Regions from separate parts of the Homo sapiens genome. Here region 1 is linked to region 2. Evidence: read pairs that join two places in POLR2A ChIA-PET (ENCODE). Cell type or tissue: Caco-2. All regions are shown on one strand. Each heading gives the region's core, and the rest is flanking DNA. Links, peaks and the distances in the headings are about the cores only.

The links. Peaks named below come from ENCODE experiments on the same cell type or tissue, not always from the same donor. Only the 100,000 strongest peaks of a DNase experiment are listed, where the experiment ranks them.
Region 1: POLR2A ChIA-PET joins it to region 2 with 6 read pairs; 4 of 35 experiments call an interaction of 5 or more read pairs at or near these places.

Annotation. Positions count from the first base shown.
Region 1 is chr7:99,189,706-99,192,614 of GRCh38, forward strand. The region is part of intron 6 of KPNA7 (karyopherin subunit alpha 7); the gene reads right to left. Among named protein-coding and RNA genes, the nearest start is that of KPNA7, 17 kb to the right of the region's middle. RefSeq lists a silencer at 1,001-1,295. In Caco-2, for the core only: no CTCF peak of the experiment used is centred there; a DNase peak (open chromatin) is centred at 1,134.
Region 2 is chr7:99,253,401-99,256,309 of GRCh38, forward strand. It overlaps a transcript of MYH16 not described here. Among named protein-coding and RNA genes, the nearest start is that of MYH16, 18 kb to the right of the region's middle. In Caco-2, for the core only: no CTCF peak of the experiment used is centred there; no DNase peak of the experiment used is centred there.

The DNA of each region.
Region 1 (2,909 bases), core at 86-2,585, 64 kb before region 2:
CAACCTCCCAGGCCCAAGTGATCCTCCTACTTCTGCCTCCTGAGTAGCTGTGGCTAGACATGCTTTTTGTAGAGGAAAGTCTTGCTATGTTGCCCAGGCTGGTCTCAAACTCCTGGGCTCAAGGGATCCTCCTGCCTCGGCCTCCCAAAATGCTGGGATTACAGACATAAGCGCCTGGCCTCCAGTTGTTCTTCAGGCCATTCTAGTCATGTTTCTAACCCTTCTTTGGGGTTAGGGATGGGAATCAGCTCCTTCCAAGTCACCAAACACAGCAGCTGCTTCTTGGTCCTAAAGTTACTGTCCCTCTCAGCTGTGGTTAGTAGTCAGCCCTTTCTTTTTGAAGGAGCTCTCGGCTGGGCGTGGTGGCTCACACCTGTAACCCCAACACTTTGGGAGGCCGAGGCAGGTGGATCATGAGGTCAGGGGTTCAAGACCAGCCTGGCCAAGATGGTGAAACCCCGTCTCTACTAAAAACACAAAAATTAGCCAGGCGGGGTGGCATGTGCCTGTAATCCCAGCTACTCGGGAGGCTGAAGCAGAAGAATCGCTTGAACCCAGGAGGCGGAGGTTGCAGTGAGCTGAGATTGCACCACTGCACTCCAGCCTGGTGACAGAGCAAGACTCTGTCTCAAAAAAAAAAAAAAGCAGAAAAAAAAGCAGAAAAAAAAGAAAGAGCTCTTCTTGGCAACTGTGACACCAAACCTGGTTTTCTATGGCCAAATTAGCTGTTTCTACTTAGTCTTTTTGGCAGGCTCTGCCTGAATTTAGAACCTTAGAGCCCACAGGACTGGGTCTCAGGCTCTCCTCACACTCTAGGTCAGGGGTTGAAAACTTTTTCGGTAAAGGGCCAGATCTTAAACATTTTTAGCCTGTGGCTTCTGTGGCAACAACAACTGTCCTTGTAGACCAGACAGTATGTAAATGAGTGTGGCTGCATGCCAGTAAAACTTTTTTTTTTTTTTTGGGGGGAGACAGGGTCTCACTCCATCACCCAGGCTGGAGTGCAGTGGTGCAATCACAGCTCACTGCAGCCTCAAACTCAAGCGATCCTCTCGCCTTGCCTTCCCAAGTAGCTGGGACTACAGACACGTGCCACCATGCCCAGCTTGATAAAACTATTTACAAAGCAAGCGGCCAGCCAGGTCATGTTTGTGACCCCTGGCCCCAGCTGACCTTGCCTGGCTGGGTGACATATACACATATGTCACCTAGCAAGGTACATCTGTCAATCCGACTCTGCTGCAATGGTGTCTCCAACTCGCCTCAACTTCATGCCTGCAACACAAGCTCCAATTTCTTTTTTTCCTGCACTTTTCCCCTTTCTCTAGGAAGACAATCATCTGAACAATCTAACCTGAAACCTAGGGGCATCCTGGCTTCTTGCTGTCTCCCTTTCACGTCTAGAATGGCTATGTCCCAGACCCACCTGCTTCACCATCTCCCTCTGCTATACAATTTTTTTTTTTTTTTTGAGATGGAGTCTTGCTCTGTCACCAGGCTGGAGTACAGTGGCACAATCTCGGCTCACTGCAACCTCCACCTCCCAGGTTCAAGAGATTCTCCTGCCTCAGCCTCCTGAGTAGCTGGGAGTACAGGTGCGTGCCACCACACCCAGCTAATTTTTGTAATTTTAGGAGACGGGGTTTCACCGTGTTGGCCAGGATGGTCTTGATCTCTTGACCTCGTGATCTGCCCACCTCGGCCTCCCAAAGTGCTACCGCATCCGGCCTCTCTCTGCTATATAATTCTACGGCAGGCAACCAGAAGGGCCTTTCTGAAAGATCAGACCACTCTACTCCCTTGCCTCAAAATCCTCCAAAGCCTCCCTGCTGCTAGCAGGAAGATGTCTAAGCCCTTTTCCTGCTTGCCATCTTAAGTGTTCTCTACTTAAACTCTCTCGGTCATGGCTAGTCTTTTATTGGTTCAACCATGTCAGATTTTTCTCCCATCTTGAAGAGTTTTGAGACAGAGTCTTGCTCTGTTGCCCAGGCTGGGGCACAGTGGCGCAACCTTGGCTCACTGCAACCTTCGCCTCCCAGGTTCAATCAATTCTCCTGCCTCAGCCTCCCAAGTAGCTGGGACTACAGGAACGTGCCACCATGCCTGGCTAGTTTCTGTATTTTTAGTAGAGATAGGATTTCGCCATATTAGTCAGGCTGGTCTCAAACTCCTGACCTCAGGTGATCCACCCGCCTCAGCTTCCCAAATTGTTGGGATTACAGGTGTGAGCCACGGTTCCCAGATGAAGGTTTTGAACATAGTCCTCTGGCTGCTCTTCATTTTTGTTTGAGGCAAATCGAGAACCCAGTTCCTAAACCAGAAGTCCTCTTCAATCAATAACCACAAATCAACCAACCTTGACTCTAAGCCTCAAAAGAAGAGCCTGTTCCCCATGAACAGAACTGGTGAGACATTAACCCATTTATGCCAGAGGTTGCAAATTTTTTTGTGTGAAAAATCAGACCTTGGTAATGACCATGAGCAGTAGGATATAAATAACTCCCACAGGCTTAGTGTTCCAATAATGGAACACCAGGCATATATGCTAAACTGTGACCCTAGAATGGAGATTTCAGTCATCTATTTTGCAAGATGGCAAGCTTGTAGGCCTCTTCCAATGCCGCAAAGAGAAGGATCAGTGCTACTGGCCCCTAAAGACAGAGCTGAGTCAATCTTTACCTAAAATGATACTCAGTCCTAAGCCTTGCTATTATTAGTTTATTTAGAGACAGAGTCTCAACCTGTCACCCAGGCTGGAGTGCAGTGGTGTGATCTTGGCTCTCTGCAGCCTCCCTCTCCTGGGCTCAAGCAATCCTTCCACCTCAGCCTCCTGAGTAGCTGAGACTACAGGTGTACGCTACCATGCTCAGCTAATTTTTTTATTTTTAGAAGCATGGTCTCACTATGTT
Region 2 (2,909 bases), core at 152-2,651:
TCCAGCCTGGGTAACGCAGCAAGACCCTGTCTCTAAAAATAATAATAATAATAAAGGAATTTTGAAACAGCAACAGAGGAGCATCAAGCCAAGTGGGAGGTCCTTCTGATTGCAGCCTGTTGGTGCCCAGGAGGCTGGCCCCGTTCCCAGGACTCCCCCCGTGGCAGTCAGGTCCCCGGAGGCTGCGTGTCTGGGAAGAGCGAAGCGTGGGGCTCACCACTGGTGACTGTTCTGGGCTTTATGGAGAGGAGATTCCTGCTTTGTATGGAGCCCTGAACTCCAGGGAAACAGCTGTGTACTCACCAGGATCTTCACTTCTTTTTCAGATCTCTTAGAGAAATCTCGTGTCATCTCACAGCAAGCAGCCGAGAGAAGCTACCACATCTTCTACCAGATTCTCTCAAACAAGAAGCCTGAACTTGTTGGTAAAGACCTTTATGTCTATCCACCTGCCCCTGACCTTGCTTTTCTTCTTTTCCATAAGCAAAGATTTCCCATGTGCAAGGAGTCTCATGTCACTCCTAGGGTTCTGTGATAATGTCTTCAGTTTAAAGTGATGTGAATCGGGCTGGGTGCGGTGGCTCACGCCTGTAACCCCAGGACTTTGGGAGGCAGAGGCAGGTGGATCACCTGAGGTCAGGAGTTCAGGACCAGCCTGGCCAACATGGTGAAACCCCGTCTCTCCAAAATACAAAAAAATTAGCCAGGCATGATGGCAGGTGCCTGTAATCCCAGCTACTCGGGAGGCTGACACAGGAGAATCAGTTGAACCTGGGAGGTGGAGGTTGCAGTGAGCCAAGATCACTCCATTGCACTGCAGCCTGGGCAACAGAACAAGACTCTGTCTGAAGAAAAAAAAAGAAAAGAAAAGAAAATTCATGTGAATGTGTTACAGGGAACTTTCTCAAAGTTCTATTTGCACATCTCATCCTCATAGTAGCCAGATGAGGACCACTGTGGGCCCATTTCACAGATGAAGCTTTGAGTACCTGCAAAATCTGGGATATAAAACTGAGATGTGAGGCTTTAAACCCTTTATGTCTGCCACCTGCTGCCTCTGAGTCTGATACTCGGGCACCAGCACAGGGATCAGCCCAAGACCATGATCAGCTCTGCCAGTGCTTGCATGCAGTCCCAGCAGGCTCTCCTCTTGGTAGACACAGCCCACACCAGGCACACAGCTCAGAAAGTGGAGTACACTCACCCACTCAACTGGATGCCCTTGTGCAGGCACCAACATGCTCAACTGTCCACGGCAGACCTGCCCAGACATAAAGTGGGAGGAGGGATGAAGACTCAGTCTTACACACACACACCTCCTAACCCAGCCAGAAATAAGGGCATTGAGTACCATTCCCCACCCACAGGTGGGCTTTATTTGTTTGGACAAAGTATACTTTTAAATTAACAACATTTTGAAATTGGGAGACTTCACATAAAAATGCAATTTCCAGCCAGGTGCAGTGGCTCATATCTGTAATCCCAGCACTTTGGGAGGCAAAGGCAGGAGGATCGCTTGAGCCCAGGAGTTTGAGACCAGCCTGGGCAATTTAGCAAGACCCTGTCTCTACAAAAACTAAAAAAATGGCTGGGCGCAATGGCTCACACATGTAATCCCAGTACTTTGGGAGGCCGAGGCAGGCAGATCATCTGAAGTCAGGAGTTCGAAACCAGCCTGGCCAACATGGCGAAACCCCATCTCTACTGAAAATACAAAAATTAGCTAGGTGTGGTGGTGGGCACCTGTAATCCCAGCTACTTAGGAGGCTGAGGTGCAAGAATCGCTTGAACCCAGGAGGCAGAGGTTGCAGTGGGCCGAGATTGCGCCACCACACTCCAGCCTGGGTGACAGAGCAAGACTCCGTCTCAAAAAATTTTTTTAAAATAAATAAGTAACAAAAATTAGCCAGGTGTGGTGGTGCCTGTGGTCTCAGCTACTCAGGAGGCTGAGGCAGGCAGATCACTTAAGCCCAGGAGTTCAAGGCTGCAGTGAGCTATGATTGTGCCACCGTACTCCAGCCTGGGTGACAGAGCCAGACCCTGTTGAAAGAAAGAGAGAGAGAGAAAGAGGAAGGAAGGAAAGAAGGAAGGGAGGGAGGGAGGGAGGGAGGAGAGGTTAGAGATGGCAGAGAAGAAAACCACATGTCACCAAGGGTTAACCTGCTTTGCTATTCTTGGCAGAGAGTTTGCTGCTGGTCCCCAACCCTAAGGAATACCACTGGGTGAGCCAAGGCGTCACCACTGTGGACAACATGGATGACAAGGAGGAGCTGCAGATCACAGATGTGAGTGGGCGGGCAGAGCTGGCACAGGACGGGAAGAAGCCTTGGGACTCTGCATGCATGGCCACTAGAACTGGGGTGGCAGTGGGGACAGGAGCCCACTTAGAGCTGCCAGACAGCTGCCCAGATCTTCCCTGGAGATTTCTGGGGTTGCGATCAGCATTTTATTCCAAGCCCATTTTAGCAAGCCAAGTTTCTCTTTGCAGAGTCGAACTAGAATTCCATGGGGACTTCAGGGGCCTTCAACCCCATGCAACTTTTCCTCCTCCCCAGCCCAGCTAGAAGTGACTCTGTCATTCTCCCAGTCCCCAACACACTCTCTGGCTCCTCTTATGACACTAAGCACTCACAACTTCTGTTAGGATTATTTGTGTACTAGGTTCTCTCTCCTCTTGGACAACAGAATCGATTCCTGATTTATCTTTGCCTTCCCCTCACCTAGTACCTGGCATGAAGCCTTAACAATAATAATAGTGCCAGGCACAGTAGCTTACACCTGTAATCCCAGTGCTTTGGAAGGCTGAGGCAGGAGAATTGCTTGAGTCCAGGAGTTTGAGACCAGCCTAGGCAACATACTAAGATCCCGTCTCTGCAAAAAAAAAAAAAAAAAAAAAAAAAATTTAAATT